Regions from separate parts of the Mus musculus genome. Here region 2 is linked to region 1. A link is a loop called in an ENCODE intact Hi-C map of the cell type or tissue named here. Cell type or tissue: left cerebral cortex. All regions are shown on one strand. Links, peaks and the distances in the headings refer to the core of each region. The heading gives the core; the rest is flanking DNA. Region 1 has its middle 30 kb from the start of Gm39538. Region 2 overlaps Vsig1 (V-set and immunoglobulin domain containing 1).

Region 1 (8,335 bases), core at 88-8,087:
ACATAGAGAGCTCAAAACTACTCCAGGATACATGGTGGGACTCTGTCTCAGAAATCAAATATAAGCATTGTCCCGTTCCTGTCAGTTCACAGCATGGTAGCAGCTTTTCTACCTAAGCCCCCATCTTCTTTTTCCTAGACTTCCAGTTGATTTTTCTACATCCTTCTGTTTTAAAACTGAGGTTTTGAATTTGTAAATTTAGATTTGTTTTCTTATCTTACACAGATGAGTGTTTTGCCTGCATGTATGTATCGCTGGGTACCGTGTGGGTACCTGCTGCTGGCAATGGTCGGAAGAAGATGTCAGATCCTCCTGGAACTGGAGAGTTACAACCCATTGCGAGTCAACATGTGGGTCCTAGGAGTCAAACCTAGGTCCTCTTTGAGAGCAACAGGTACTCTTAAATGCTGAGCTAACTCCTCGGTCTCTGTCTAATCTTCATGTGTCAGTCATATGCACAAAATAATGTCAACTCCCCCACTCCAAATCCTTTAGTGTGCACCCGTTGCCTCCCGCAGTCATTTTCTGTGTATTTTCATTGTGTTTTATTGTGTTGCATTTTGCAGTACTGGAGACTGACCCCAGAGCCTCAGGAATAGGAGGCATGTGCTCTACTATTTAGCTATAGCCCCAACAGAATATTTCATTCTCAAACCTATGTAAAGACAGGGTGTTTTAAACAATCCAAGTTTTAGGTTTTCAAAAGACCAAATTTATAGACACAGACAAAACAAGCTGAAGCTCCTGCAGCCTTCTTTGTGCTCTCCCTTGCCCTCTGCTTGCCCCTTCCTCCATTCTCACTACCAGCAGCTACTAGAGGAGCTCCCCAGAGGCAGCTCTGTTGAGCTGGAGAGCTGGGGGGGCGGGGGCGGAAACACAGCTGAAAAACTGCAAGACCTGTTTCAAACTCTTACAAAACAGAGGAAACAATAACAAGGATCTTTCTCTGGTGCTCTGGGCCTCCCTTCTTGGCTGCATGGTGTCTGCTAAACCACCTCACTGCTCTCCCTAGGCGGCAGCTGCAGCCATCCCCCAGCGTCTCCCTTAACCAAGCTCCTCCGACACCAGTTTTAGCCTTTAGTCCATAAACTTCCTGTTCCCTCCCTGTCAAGCCTTCAGTCCCATATCATGACCATAAAAGCCAAAACAAGCCTTGAAAGTCTTCCTTGACTCCTCCAGGAGGATTTGTGGGCACTGGGGAATGGGGGTGGAAGTGGGGGTGGGGGTGGAGCCTGCAGACTATCTCATTATCTTCATCTGGATGCCTCAAGGGCAGCCATCTTATTTTGCTTATCTCTGTGTCTCACAGAGCCTAGTTCGTAACAGGTGCCCAATCAATGCTTGGAGAATAGCCCAGTAAGACTGAAGCAAGATGGTCTTGACACTATTAATAGACACTATTAATATGGCATTGTAACCAACAGGACACACGAACTAGATATGGCTATCTGTAAAGATAAGCACGAAATACGCTGTGTCTAGTTTCTTGTTTCCTAGCATAAACAATGTACCCCCTCTGTGACAGGTTCCTGAGTGGAAAGGGAGGTTTCTCAGAGCCAGCTGCTGCAGGCAGCTTTCTAGAGTCAAGTTTGGCCCTTAATGGGAACCCAACAGTACCACCAAGTTATGGAATGCAACTATATTGTACTGCAGTGTACTGGCTGCACGCGGGAGCAGACCAAAGTCTATATGTTCTTTGTTCTGTTTACACTAGCTTCACCAAACTGTTTCGCTCCCCGGTGGGAGAGGAGTTGTCCTAGGAAGGCCATCAGTACTAGGGTGGGCAGTAGAGAAATAAGGTCACATATTCAACCTCAGTTCCCCCTGGAACAGCTACTGAAATGGCTGCTGGGATCACCTTCATGAGTTTCGTCAGACATCAAGCAGAACTTACAGATAGATAGATATCCGTTCCCATTTCTTTACAGTTTGTTCTGCACCAGACCCTTCACTGATGTCCCCATGCTTGTCATTTAGTCCTCACAGCTGCTTAGGCTAGGTGCCTTGATTATCATTCTCATTTTACCAACGGAGAAACTGAGTCCTGACCAAATCATGTGGACTTGCCTGGCCATACACAAAAAGGGAAGCAGGATCCAGGGACTGGGGTGGGGATGGGGGGCGTGTCCTGATAGTTTAGCTAGAGTTCATGTGCCCCATGATTGCAGCACACTGTCTCCCATTGGAGAACCAACAACGACAGCAACCAGGTATGACACCATCTTCCAGGGGAGAGGATGTGACCAGAATACACACAGCAGAAACATGAATGGTGAAGCCCGGAAATACTCCCTGGCTGGTTGATTCTGGGGATCACTGGCAATGGAAAGTGAAAGGATAGGACAAAGGGAGGCGCTCTGTGTAGAAGTGCTGCCAGACAAATGAAGGTAAGGCCAAGTTTAAGTAGAAAACTGTGAAGACCAAGCCTCTAGGGGGGTTTCAGTGGCTCCGCCATTACATTCCTAGGGCTAAACCTGAAACAATTGAAATCAGACACTTGGACATAGACTCGTACACCAGCGCTTTTCACAACAGCCTCAGAGTGACAAAAAGGTCACCAATAATAGATGGAAGGGCAAACTGCACACAGTATTACCATGCAATGGCATATCACTCAGCCTTTAAAAGCAAGGAAGTTTTGACATATGAACAACATAAATGAGCCATGCAGACTATGCTATGTAAAATATGCCAGACACCAAAGGAAAACTACTGCATGAATCCAGTAATACATGATATCTAGAGTTGTCAAATCCGTAGAGACAGAGCATACAGTAGTAGTTACAGGGGCTGGGGAGGGCTATGGGAAAATATTCTTTAGAATACATACTTTTAGTTTTGTAAGATGCATCCTAATGATGGATGGTGGTAATGGTGGCATGACTGTGGGACTACACCTGAGGATGCTCAAGTCTTATAAATTTGGCATAGCATTTGCCTTTAAACCTATGCACATCACCTGGCCATGGTGGTGGTGCATATTCTTTTTGTTTATTTGTTTGTTTGTTTGTTTTGTTTTGTTTTTGAGACAGGGTTTCTCTGTGTAGCCCTGGCTGTCCTGGAACTCACTCTGTAGACCAGACTGGCTTCGAACTCAGAAATCCACCCGCCTCTGCCTCCCAAGTGCTGGGATCAAAGGCGTGCGCCACCACTGCTCGGCGTGGTGCATATTCTTAATCCCTGCTCTCAGGAAGCAGAGGCAAGATCTCTCTAATGCTTTGAATTCAAGGCCAGCCTGGTCTACATAGCAAATTCCAGGACAGCCATTAGATGACACCATTAGATGGCAAGAAACTTGTGACTTGGCTAAAAACGGCAATAAGCAGAAATTACCTGAAGAGGGCGCAAGAGAGCTCCGGAACCGTGAGCGCTCCCCCGCCCCCAACCTCTTCCTTACCCCACCCCCTCACTGTGTGCCCTGTGCCTGCAACTTAGTAAAGCTAGTCAGTTGAGCTAAAATTGTTGGGCGTGGCCAAGCTCCCAGGGAGTCCTGGGGAATCCCTGTAAAAAAGCAAATTTACTTCTAGCTTCTCTCTAGTGAGTGCTCTTCTCTCTGAGGCCTTGTATTCCCCCACTGAACACTGCAAAGAGGTTGGCCTGAAGGGAGGAGGAAGGCAGTCCAGAACTGAAGAAAAGGTCGTGTACTTGAGCAGCAGACACGTTCAAATCCTGATTCTACCATAGGAGGCAGAAGTCTACTTGGGAGGAGAATCGGGCCAGGGTTATTAAATACATAGGGATTTTGAGTGAATGGTCTTGGATTCTGTATTCCTCTATCTCTCTGTTTCCTTGTCTGCAAAATGGGGTTAATAACAGTTCCCGTCGGAGGAATTCAAAATTCCTGCTATCTCAAAATTGTTTTATAAGCTGGCCCATGACCCCAGCCCACAATCACAGTGGTCAGGAGGCCAGGCAGAAGGATTGCCAGGAGTTAGAATGGGCTACATAGCAAAATTCTACACAGCACAATTTGGAGTCACAAATCTAAAAGAAGGGCTATGGGTGTGACTCGGTTGGTAGTTTCCCTAGGATGCACAAAGTGCAGGGTTCAGTCCCTACACAATCTAAACTGGACATGGTGGTGTGAAGAAATAATCCCAGCACTTGGTAGGTAGAGGCAGGAGGATCAGAATTTCAAAGTCATTTTGAGCTACATAGTGAGTTCAAGGTCAGTATGGAATAGGTAAGACCTTATCTCAAGAGAAACAAAAACCAAACAAATCAAACACTAGAAGCTGCAAACGTAGCTCAGTTGGCCGAGTGTTTGCCTAGCATACAACACGTTCTGCATTCACTCTATAGCACCACATAAATTGGGTATGGGGGTGCGCGCCTGCAATCCCAGGACTTGGGAGGAGGATCAGGTCAGGGTTATTAAATACACAGGGGTTTTGTGGCTTAGTCCAGGCTCCATAAGACCCTGTTTCAAATAAGAAAAAAAAAATCTAAGGGCTGAGCAGATGGCTCAGCAGTTCAGCACGTTTGTTGCTCTTTCAGAGGACCCTGGTTCAATTCCCAGCACCTGCATGGTAGTTTACAACCAAAGATAACTCCAATTCTAGGGGATGTAAGGGCCCCTGCATCCTTAGGACCCTCTCCTAGCCTCCATGGGTAATAGGCATACACACAGTACATATACACTCATACAGGCACATCACCCACACGCATAAAATGAATGTCTTTTTTGAATCTAAGAATTGTGCAGTTTATAAAAGATAATGTGAAGTGCCAACCACAGTGTGAAATATGTTAGCTAGGAATGCCCCCATAAAGCGGCAAAATCGTCATAATGATTAAAAGCTCCAGTAGGTCATAACAGGGAAATAACTGTGGAAGCATGCAGGCCAGAAACCTAGCCGAGGAACGTGGAGAAACTGAAAACCGGCCCAGAAAGGGAAATCGTGTTTGGGAACTTGTGGGACAATGGCAGCCTGGCACCCTCGCCCTTGAGCCACACCCTGTATCTCAGGGAGTCGGAGTCGTGCAAGAAAGCAGGAGAAGGGAGGGAAAGAGCCAACACCTGGGAGCTTTTGGCACACTTGACCTTTGACTCAAGGAACACCTTGGGGGAGGGGGGAGGTGTGGCTCCACCTTTCAGCCTTAGGTGCCAGCTGTACAGTAACAAGGTCTGTTTCAATTCCTCCCAGTTCGCAGTGCCTAAGCTTGTTTTTGTGGCTCGAGAGGAAAGGCATGGGCGGAGCTCCACTGCACAGCACCAGCAACCACAAACCCGCCCCGGGACTAGGGTACAGAATGTACCCAGACTTCAAACCACACCCTTGTGGCTTGGGGAGGCCCCGGGGGTGGACTGGGGAACTGTCACACTACATTGTTTGAGTGACTTGCCTAGCAACCGGCTTGGGATTCCTTAGTACTCAAACAATGGGATATCCCAAAGGGCTAGACTTAGTCAAAGGACAGCCTGCCAAAGGGTCTGCCAAGACCAGAGATGCCTCTGATTGGAGAAGAGGTCCAAGGTCCTCTGACACCCTCCTGGGACCAGATTAGCTTTGGGACTGGCCTAAGAGAGCTTCCAGCCTAAGCCACTGTGCAGACACCCAAGGTACTGCCAGGTTTGCCAATAACCCCAAACTAGGGGAACCAAGACTGCTTCTCTTCACTTGCCCCCATCATCTCCCAGGAGGCATAAGTGGGGTTTCCAGTGCAGTGAAGAGAGGGCACCAGTTGGGACCTTTGGGGAGGGTGGAAACCGTTTATCCAATCCCAATGTGACTTGGAAATTAGGTTGTAAGGGGGCCAAGTCCACACGAGGTAGGAACAACTTCCAGTTGGACGGGTCCGAGGGAGGTCCTGTGGAAACCAGGGGACTAATTCAGTGGGGACTAATGCAAGAGATTCTGTAGTGACAAAACCTAACAGCACAATCATCCGGCTCAATGCAAACAAACAAGGGAAACACCACATAATGAGAGCACTCACCACAACTGAATCGGAATCAGCTTCAAAAATACAGCACAGTTCACTGATGTGGACCACATTGTCCACACCAAATGGGAGGCCACATATTTGACAAGCTTGAGTGTGGGGAAACAAACCTGGGTGTCTGAGACTTCCCCCAGCCACCGTTGGTCCTTGCTTTGATGAACTCATGCTTGAAGACAGTTTAGTCTTCAGGAGAGAGAACTATGTTCAGAATATGGGAAAACAGACAGGTTAAGATTAGGAAGAAAGATAAAGCCTCTGCAAAGATTGGAAGTGAAGGCAGGGTGGTAAGGCAAACTGAGCCCAGCCTATGTCACCTAGTGATTGCACAACAGCAGCAAAGTTACTCAACTGCTTTGAGCTCTAGTTTCTTTGTCTTTAAAGCTGAGATGATACTACTATCTAACTACCATAATGAAGATTCCTATAAAGACAATGGTGCTATTCTTTCTTTCTTTCTTTCTTTCTTTCTTTCTTTCTTTCTTTCTTTCTTTCTTTCTTTCTTTCTTTCTTTTCATCTTTGGTTTTTCAAGAGGGGGCTTCTCCTGCAGAGCCCTGGCTGTCCTGGAACTCTCTCTGTAGACCAGGCTGGTCTCAAACTTGGAGATCAGCCTGCTTCTGCCTCTTGAGTGCTACGATTAAAGGCATGCACCACCACCACCCCAGATAGATGTTGGTTTTTCTTAAGACAGGGTCTCAACTATGTTAACTGATTGGTCTGAAACTCACTATGTAGATTAGGCTGGCCTCAAACTCACAAGAGATCCACCCCCATGCCTCTACCTCTGCCTCCTGAGCACTGGGATTTTGAAAGGTGTGAGCCACAATACCTGGACTCACCATAGTTATTATTAACATTTACATGACACTGAAGACATAAAGCACCAAGTGCACACATAGTAGGTCCTCAAGTGCATATATAGTAGGTCCTCAACAAATGTATGTCTTTGGAAAAGAAAACTAAGATGTGAGAGGATTGTAGGAGGAGGTTGCTAAGCAGTGTTCTTTTCTGACATCCCTGGCAACCAGAACAGGGAAGCAAATATGGCTGGAGAGGAAGGGCTCGGGTGGGCACTGAAGGGCACCCAGTGATCATCAGAACTTGCCAACTGCCATGGAAGAGGCTGAAACTAGCCTTCAGGCAGGTTTTGTTTGGCTTGAACAGTGTGTCCCCAATTTTTGAACTAGTTGGCCACCTTTTAAAAAGCGGAAGATTTTGTAACTGCCCTGGCAGAAGAAGAGACATTGTAGAGACAGGAAGGTCTGAGGCCTGTTGCCAGCCAGAGGAGGAAAGAAGAGGGTTCACAGAGTGGCCACAACTTGTCAGACCACCTTGTAGGGAGCCCAGACAATTTGTGGGTCAACAGTGGGCAGGACCACACCTTGCCTGGAATTGCATAGTTGCCTGTTGCTCTCTGCTGAAAATATAAACTTCTTGTCAGGACCCTGAAGACAGACTTGTGAGGTCACCCGACCCCTGTATTTGTTCCTCTTTCCTGGTGTGGCTATACTGAATAAATCTCCTGTCTCTGGTTTTGACTGTTTTCTCTCTTGAGTTGACACTTCAGGAGGATAATGGCTGTGACTAGTTTGTTGGGCCTGCTAGGGTTTGAGCATTCACCCTGAAAACTCTGGTAACAATTGTACCTAAATGTAGTGGTGCATGCCTGCAGTCCCAGCATTTGGAAGGCTGAAACAGGAGGCTTGTCAATTTGAAGCCAGCTTGGTGTATATAGTGAGACCTTTTATCTATCCATCTGTAAGATTGTGTGTGTGTGTGTGTGTGTCTGGAGAGGAAGGACTTGGGTGGGCACTGAAGGGCACCCAGTGATCATCAGAACTTGCCAACTGCCGTGTCAGTTAGGAATGCCCCCATAAAGCGGCAAAATTGTCATAATGATTAAAAGCTCCAGTAGCCCAGACCCTCTGGGCCCTTGGCTGCTAGCTGGTCATAACAGAGAAATAACTGTGGAAGAGTAAGGCCTGACACTATTACTGAGGCTATGGAACACTCACAAAAAGGGACCTAGCATGGCTGCCCTCTGAAAGACCCAACAAGCAGCTGAAAGAATCAGATGCAGATATTTGTACCCAACCAATGGACAGACGCATCTGACCCTTGTGGTTGAATTAGGGAAAAGCTGAAAGAAGCTGAGGAGAAGGGCAACCCTGTAGGAGGACCCCCGAGATATCTCAAACACTGGACCACCAAACATACAGCATACACCAGCTGATATGAGGCCCCCAGCACACATGCAGTAGAGGACTGTCAGGTCTGTGTTCATTCAGAGATGATGCACCTAACCCTCAAGAGACTGGAGGCCCCAGGGAGTTTAGAGGTCAGGTGGCGGGGAGGCATTCACGTGGAGAAGGGGTGGAGTGGGGAGCAGGT
Region 2 (8,335 bases), core at 278-8,277, 430 kb after region 1:
GAATTTCCACAAGCTAAGGCTACCTTAAGCTAGATTTTGGTTGGTTTGTTGCCCTATGAGTCTGTGGGTCGTTACTATGACTTTGTCATTATTTTCTAGAAGCAGCCAGAATCCATAAACTGAAGATGCTGAACAATCTAAAGATTTCCTTATCTAAAAACAGTAAAATATTGTATATTTATTAATAAAAATTATCCTATGATTTTCAACCTTCCAGAAGTAGTGATAGTAAATTATCTCTAAAATTTCAAAATTGGTTTGCAGTTCTCAAATCCCATTGCATATGAACAACACCCTGACTGGGCCTGGGTGAAGTAGAGATGGGTGAGTCAGAGAGACCAGCTGGGCAGGAGAATTAATGATACTCCATTGAAGATGGCTCTTTATAGCACTACATTAAAAAAAAACCTCTTTATTATAATGAACTCACAAATAGAAGTGCCACATATGTAGATTATGGTAACCATTCATACAAACACTTGCCCAGGCCCAAGCCCAGTGAAAACTCAAGTTAGAATGACCATGCTAAACCCAGGGGGCTTTGCTTAGGCCTTTCTCCTATCACTGTCATTTATATTATTATGAACTTGATTTGGTACAAAAAAGAAAAATATCTAGGAGAGTTGAACCTAGGAAAGTAGTTAGCTTTATATTCTCTTTAGAGATTCATGTGAGAGATTTGGAGATTGCCTGCATTCCATCCCTTCTTGTCACCTAATAGTGCCATTTGTGGTCTCCTTTCTAAATGTTACACTACACCCTTGTGTATGTTATGCAAAATGTTAGACTATACCCATAATGTATATATGTTCATTGGTAAACAGCTGTGACAGTAGGTATAGTGTAGCAATGCATCTTTGAGGGACATTTCTTGCCCAACATGGCTATAAATTCTGTGTATTTACTTTGCATTCATGAATTTCTAAAAGCCTGAGAACATGTTTCAGTTATTGTTCTAAGCAATGGAAATAGTAAGATGTCAAAGATAGGGTCGCCGTCCTCCAGAAATCCAATCCAGTGAAAGAGACAGATTGCAAAAAAGCTTTCAATGGGTGTTTTGAAGGGAGAGCTGTGGTGGCACAGGGGTGGGGTGGGGAGTAACTTCAGAAGGGGAGCTAGAGAAGGCTTATCAGAGGAAGAGACTTTTGTGCTGGCCTAGGAAGGACACAAGAGTGTGTCCAGCAGAGCACAGGCTGGAGTGGCAGGTTACAATTCACATAAAGAAAGCAGACATGAACAAAGAAGCAGGTGGTTTGGTGGATGGTCATTCCTTTAAGAGATTTCCATTAGTTATGACAACTTTGGAAAATCAATCTCTGAAAAATTCCCAGATCAACTCAGAATAATTATTATGTGTACATTTGGGATGAACACCATCTCCATTCTGCAGTTTGCCACGTGAAAATTATTAATTTAGAGGAGCTTTGTGAACACATGGAAGCACTTTCATTTTTCTTTTGAGATGAACCTTTTCCTTCCATCCCAATTCTGATGAAAGCAATAAAGCCAAAGGGTAGATCAATGGCTTTGTCAATAAAACATTCTAGCTCTTTGGGGGACTTTAACTGGATGAAATGTCAGCTCAATTCTGATTCAGTAGTTTTAGAAGATATATAGGTTTACAACTTGTCTCAAAATGAGTCACCTAGTGTTTTGTTAATAATAAAAAGAGAGAGATAGAAGGAGAAAAGAAGAGGCCTAAACTGGGTTTGAATTTGGGATCAATGAACAAGTGCCAGTTATTCTAGGTTGCTGTCTATAATTTAGTCCTAGTGCCTGGCTTTTTAATGTTGAAATACCCACATTTTATTGTTCAGATTGCTTTGCTCTAATACAGGGGCTATTTTTTTAAGACACTAAGCCTCATCATAGTTGAACGATAGGGTTAAATGGCCTAGGTTAAGGTAAATCAAATTTTTCTTATCTCAGAAAGCCATTGTTATGGAAGAGAAGAATGAAATATAAATAGAAAATATTCTAAAAGAGTAGTTTTCAAAGACTAGTGAAGCAGTGTGAAGAGTTGTGTTTATACACATCTGTCTTCTTTGTGTGTAACAAGGGTTTAAGTCTGAGACAACTTACCAGACCAGAAGCTTATAAAAGATTGATTTCAATAGCAAAAATTAGTCTAATCCACAGCCATCACCAATTCCATGTACAAGTACCTGTTTATGGTATTTCACTTCACTAGCTAGAACTTAGACTGCTTCTTATTTATATTTTATAGATGAGTCAAACTGAGGTTTAGTTTCAATTAAGCAACTTGCCCAAATATCTATCATGTAAAGTTGCAGAGTTGGCTTTCTGAGATGGGAAAAACTTGATTTACCTGCATTAATGTAGGCCATTTAACCACATCATTTAACTATGACTAGACTTAATATGTTTTAAAAAATGGTCCAAATGTTATAGCCTCTGTATCAGAACAGAGAAATTTGAACAATAAACTGTGGGTATTGAATCTAGCTCTGTGATCCTGTGTCCAACGAGAACAAAAGGCATGAATAGTCTGAAGCATTTAAAATGTAAATTTCAGAAGTTTGAGTCCTTCTAACCGTTAGAAGGATAGTTTTTATAATCTAATTTAAGATAAGGAAGAAGAGCTAGGTATGGTGACATATGTCTGCAATTCTAGCACTTGAGAGGTAGAGGCCAGATGATCATGAATTGAAGGTTTATCTTCAGCCACATAGCAAAGTGATCTTAGGCTACATGAGACCTTGCCTCAAAAGACCCACAAACCAACCAACCAACTAACTGACCAAACATAAAACAAAGGATGAATGCTAATTGGAATGTGTAGAATTTACGATCATTATCTGTGCATTTCATTTGGGACCGAGTGAGTGACACAAAGTAAGGAGGATGTGAAGATTGTGACTCCCAGCTGTCTATAGAACATCTCGATCCAAGTGCTGTCATCAATAGCTGACATAAATAAGTCAGCATGTAGCAAACAGCCTGCAGTGTCACTCTTCTTTCTCATCCCTTCCTCTAAAACTTATTCTTCCACCTGAATTCTTTATCTTCAGCAGAAGCACTGATCAGGGACCCAGGGGCAGAAGCCTGGAACTAACCATAGCTCTTCCCTTCTTTGTCATCCTCTGTAACTGGCTGGCCACTAGCTCCTCTTGACTCCATTTTCTTAATACCTCTTGAATGGCGTTTCACTTGGCTCAGGAACCCTTAATATCTGAGAACTCCTACCTTTCTTAAACTCCTTCCATGGTCTCACTGTTGCCAGTGCAAAACACATATAATACAGAGGTGCAGGCCCGCAATGTTCTGTAACCTCATCTCCCATGATCCTCAACCCCATTTCAAAACTGTGATCAACTTAGAATCTTCAATGCCTAGTTCAGTTCTAGACAGATAGCAGGCACATAGCTAAGTGCTTGCTGAGTGACAGAAAGATTGCAGCATTGTATAGCACATATGCAAAATGGGCTTCTGCTGAGGAGAAACACAGACAAATTCAAAACCTCCCAGCAGGTTTGGGTCACCTATAGGAGAATACATGAAAAAGTGCCTCACAAAGGAATAGAGAATGTAATGTTGATGGAATATTTTAAAATTTATTTTCTCAAAAGGGCTCTGTTTTCAGTTAAGACTGCTTTTAAAACATAAGCTATGTTTCTACTCAGAGTTTGCTTACATTTGGCTGTTTTAATAAAGGCATATTTTAGGATACAATGAGGAAATGCATGGTTATAAATCCGGGGAAGCAGCAGACAGAAGAGACACTATTTGAATCTTAATGGGCTCCTGACTAGATGGCCCTTGCAGCTGAAGTGCTCTACTCCCATCTGGTGGTACAATTAGAAAACTGTCCCCCCCCAAAAACCCTTTTTAAAGACTAAACTGAACAGAATAAATAAATGTACCTTCTGTTGGTTTGTGACATAAAAGCGAGAAAGTGACTGCAATGGTCACGGACTGTCATTTTCTTGCAGGAATCTTAATCTTTGACTTTGCCTTACAGTCAAACCTTCCAAGCCCTTTTGTACCATCCAAGGAAGACCAGAAGCAGGCCATCCTATTTCCTTGTCTTGCCTTTCTGCCTTTGGAACACCGTCTCCTTTGTATTACTGGTATAAGATTGAGGGGAACACCATTGTGCCAGTAAAAGAAAGTTTCAGTGAGTAGTTTCTTTCAGAACTTCTGGATTGGACTGGTGTTTGGGTGTGTGTGCTGTCCGCTGCTCGTCTGAAGAGCTCAAACATTTCTTCCCCTAATGTCACTGTGTGTATGTGTTTGTGTGTATGTGGGTTAGCGGTGTGCTTAAAATGATGCCTGTCTCCTAACATGATGATTGTGGCATGTCTATTTCTCTGAATGCGGAATTCATCTGAGAGGTAGTCAGTGGGGAGGGTCTGTGTTGTTGGGCTACTTTTAGAGTATGTCAAGAGACTTAGTTGGATCTTATCCATCAGGAGAGGCCCGATGTAAGAAAGGAGGTTGGAGTTAAGCAATGTAAACTGAGATGACAAGAGATCTTAAACATCTGTTTCTTGGTTTTGACAGACACGGCCACTGGAGTTTTAGTTATTGGAAATCTAACAAATTTTGAACAAGGTTATTACCAGTGTACTGCCATCAACAGTCTTGGCAATAGTTCCTGTGAAATTGACTTAACGTCTTCACGTGAGTTGACCATATGGCTTCCGTATTTTATCCTTGAGTCAGTCAAGCACATTTACTAGGAGCTCTCTCTAGTCTTTCTCGCCTCCCTGGGGATTTCTGTGCTTTAGTGGTAAGGTGATATGATGAATGGCCATCCCAGTCTCTAGTATCTACATAATATCTTCACTAAATCCTTCACTTAAGCATCACAATCATTAGAAAGTAGGCATTCTTGTGTGATAAATAAAAACAGTGGTGTTACTAACAGTCTAGGATGTTCTTTCTTATGTAACATTTTGGTTATCTTTGTCAAATTTACAGCTTACAGACTTCCTGCTTAAGATCAGCTGCTAGAAAACTCAGGGAAATACTTGAAGATAAGGCGCAAGCAGCACTTTCTGACAAGGATTTCGGCAGCCTAGGAAATAATAGCAAGAACAGATAAATGAACTTGCTCTTGTATAAAATTTAAAAGCTTTTGTACAGTACAGAAAATAACGAACTGAAATAAGGTGCAGCCTAGAGAATGGAAAGAAATGTTGTCCAGCCATTTAGCCCATTGAGGATTGATACCCAGAATATATGAAGAGCTTTAAAAAAAATCCAGGGATAATCCAATCAATAAATAGGTAGATGTTTTGTACAGACAAGTCTCAGAAGAATTACAACTAGGCAACAAGGTATGAGAAAAATGTTCAGTGTGTTTTTACCATCAGAAAGTGCACATCAGAATTCTGGTGAGCTTCTATTTCACCCGTTATATGACAGCTGAGATGCCTCTAACTCTCTTCCTCTTCATTTACTCTCTGATATCCAGGCTCTTAAGCCCTGGTACTGACAGATTAAGCCAAATTCTGGGACAAAACCTTCTGAGGGATGTCTTGTCAAGCCTCTTTGGGATCACTTGATAACTCCTAGAGCCTTGTTGTCTGTCCTCCATTCTCACTTTCAGCTCTTTCATCCCCGTTGTCTTTCAGTACTTCTCACTCAATTTGTTGTCTGCCCTTCTACAGCCAGAGTCACCTTGCAGATGTTTGGCCACTTAAGATTAGTACTCTAGTCTTCTTTGCAGCATTTGCCTGGCCTCCCTCCCTCCCTCCCTCCCTCCCTCCCTCCCTCCCTCCCTCCCTCCCTTCCTTTCCTTTCCTCTTCCTTCTTGCCTCCTTTCCTTTCTCTGCCCACTTCCCTCTCTTCCTTCTCAGTCACCTGTTAGATATCTACTATAGATGGTCATAATTGATGAAGAGCCTGAGGTTAAGAAAAAATAGGTCTTTCACTCAAGGAGCTCATCATTCAGTTAGAGGGCAAACAAAGACTCTATGTACTAAATGCTAGAGGGTAGGTCTACACAGAATATATAGGACACCAAAAAAAAAAAAAAAAAAAAAAAGGGAACACTTAGGGCTACAGATCTGGAGCAGCTGAGCTGGCACTTAAAGGTACTAACAAAGGCTATTGTTTCTGTAAAATGGGGGAGACATTTTAAAATGTTGTCCAACAAAGAATTATAGTACGGGTGTTTCCCGAGTTGTGAACAGTATTTAATTTTCATAAATTGAATATTTAATTAAAATTGTGCTGTAATTGTATTAGGAGAATGCAGTGGGAGATGAAGAGAGCATAGAAATTCAGAAAGGAATAATGAATGTTGGAGAAAGGCAGGCCATCTGAGAGCAAGCATAATAGAAATATGGAGGCAAGAGCAGCTTTGGAAAATATCAAGAGTGGTCAGAGTGGGTGAAGAGAATGTTGTTTTATTAAAAGTTTAGAGTCATCTAAAATTTAAAATTATTCATGTGTGTTCCTTTTTTATTTTTATTGTCTTATACTTTCACCCATTTATATAATGAATTTCACACATCCCTGTGCCCCTCTCTCACCGCCTCTCTCTCCCACTAGAATTCATTTTCCCAACACGTCCCTCTTCTCCCTTGATGTCTTCTTTAGGTGTGCGGCCTATTGAGTTTAATTAGAGTGTCTTGCCTAAGCATTGGTGGAAGATGATTTACGTGAGCAACCTCAGTTTATCAGTGGGTATGCCACTGAAGTCAAATGACATTCTTTCCTCCAACAACTGCTGATTGTCAGTAGTTTCCCAGGGAAGGGTTGAGCCTCATGGGTCTTTCATTCACCCATGATGAAATGTAAAGGGCTCAGTCTTGTTTGATTATTGTGCAGATAACCACAGCTGCAGGGAGTTCATGAGTGCAGTAGCTATGTCACATCTGGAAGACATCTTTTTGCTCCTTAGCTCCCCATCCTGTCTCTTAACACTCTTCCCACCCCCTCTTCTGCAGTGTTCCCTGAGCGCTGGTGACATAGCTGTTCCACTTAGCATTTCTGAGACAGGTCTTTCTATGTGTATAGCCCAGGCTGGTTTCGAACTCAGGATTTTCCTGCCTCAGTCTTTTGAGTGCTAGGATCACAAGCTTGCACTGCTGTGACTGGCTACATGGATTCCTTTATTTATAAGAAGTTGAAGGACTTTTAATACAAACTTTATTCTTCATTCCAAAATATAAACTGCTGCCCCTTACTTAAGGGGAAATCGACAGGGATGGTCTGGTCTGTGAACCAGACATGTTCTGTCAGGGACAACACCTCTGGGCTTGAAGGTCTGGTGCTCAGCTGGATTGTCTCATACTCATTAAACTTTTCCATAGACTGATGTAGTAAAGCAGAGGCTTGTTTATCCAGATGGCATAGCATTTCCCAGGCAGCCTCTTCAGGAGCAAGGAGTGTGTAGAGAAGCTTTTTAGGGAAGCTCTTCGATTTCGCTTAGCCCTGGAAACGCTGATTATTTCAATGTTCTTTCCCGTAACAGACCATGTTTCTGGTTACCAGATTGCCATGACATATCTCTGGTCACATAAATGGTACACTGGAAACTTTGTTCCCTAAATACTGCTCTAAAAACAAACCTGCCTGCCAAGTGGCCATGGCTTTCTTCCCTTGTACACATGTCAACGTGAAACTACACAGCCCCTTCTTCCATCACCAGGAACCTAAGTAGCAGAATTCTGGGGATTTCTTTAACCTCTACCTCTGCCTGTCACTTTCTTGCTCTGTGAATCTTCCAGGTAGTTCTCACCAGTCTCAAATGCATGCATGTCAGAAGGAGATGTGCTCTGATTTCCCTACTATCTATCTGTGCCCTCCAGATCCAGAAGTTGGGATCATCATCGGAGCTTTGGTCGGTGCCCTGATAGGAGCTGCTGTTATCATCTGTGTGGTGTACTTTGCCAGGAACAAAGTTAAATCCAAGCAGCAGAAGAATTTAAATTCCAGCACAGAACTTGAGTAAGCCCCTTTTGACTTCCAGCCACATCTCCATTGTTGTCTTAACCTGAATGCAAGCATTCCTGGGATGGAGCTTCCGCTAACCTCCCCCTAAGTGCCCCTTTCAGCATGACCTATCAAGGTTAACTATCTGCTTGTTCTCACTGTTTGTACCTTAAGCACGATGGTGCCTGTTTATTGAGCCCTGTGTGCTGGACTCTGTTCTAAGTACGGATATCAACTAATTTACTCATCACAAAAAGTCCTTTTAGGTCAGAGACAATGTTTTAGGATGTAATATTAACATGTTTACTTTTATACCAACACAATCATAGACACAATTGTGAATATTTTACTATAACAGGAGACCTACAAAAGCAGAAGTACATAGGGCGCAGGGAAGTCAGAATTTGGTTGCTCATTTACCTGCTCT

What was found. A loop is a pair of places that touch in the nucleus more often than their neighbours do. Peaks named below come from ENCODE experiments on the same cell type or tissue, not always from the same donor. Only the 100,000 strongest peaks of a DNase experiment are listed, where the experiment ranks them.
Region 2: it touches region 1 in a loop (2.7-fold over the local background); 7 of 42 quality-filtered maps call a loop at or near these places.

The regions. Positions count from the first base shown.
Region 1 is chrX:140,500,720-140,509,054 of GRCm38, forward strand. No RefSeq gene overlaps it. Among named protein-coding and RNA genes, the nearest start is that of Gm39538, 30 kb to the right of the region's middle. In left cerebral cortex, for the core only: a CTCF peak has its summit at 3,330 (motif pointing right); DNase peaks (open chromatin) are centred at 3,383, 5,237 and 7,118.
Region 2 is chrX:140,928,483-140,936,817 of GRCm38, forward strand. Vsig1 (V-set and immunoglobulin domain containing 1) reads left to right here. Exons shown (of 8, transcript NM_001359143.1): 5 at 3,983-4,138; 6 at 4,525-4,644; 7 at 7,785-7,923. Among named protein-coding and RNA genes, the nearest start is that of Psmd10, 24 kb to the right of the region's middle. In left cerebral cortex, for the core only: a CTCF peak has its summit at 3,811 (motif pointing left); DNase peaks (open chromatin) are centred at 3,803 and 7,621.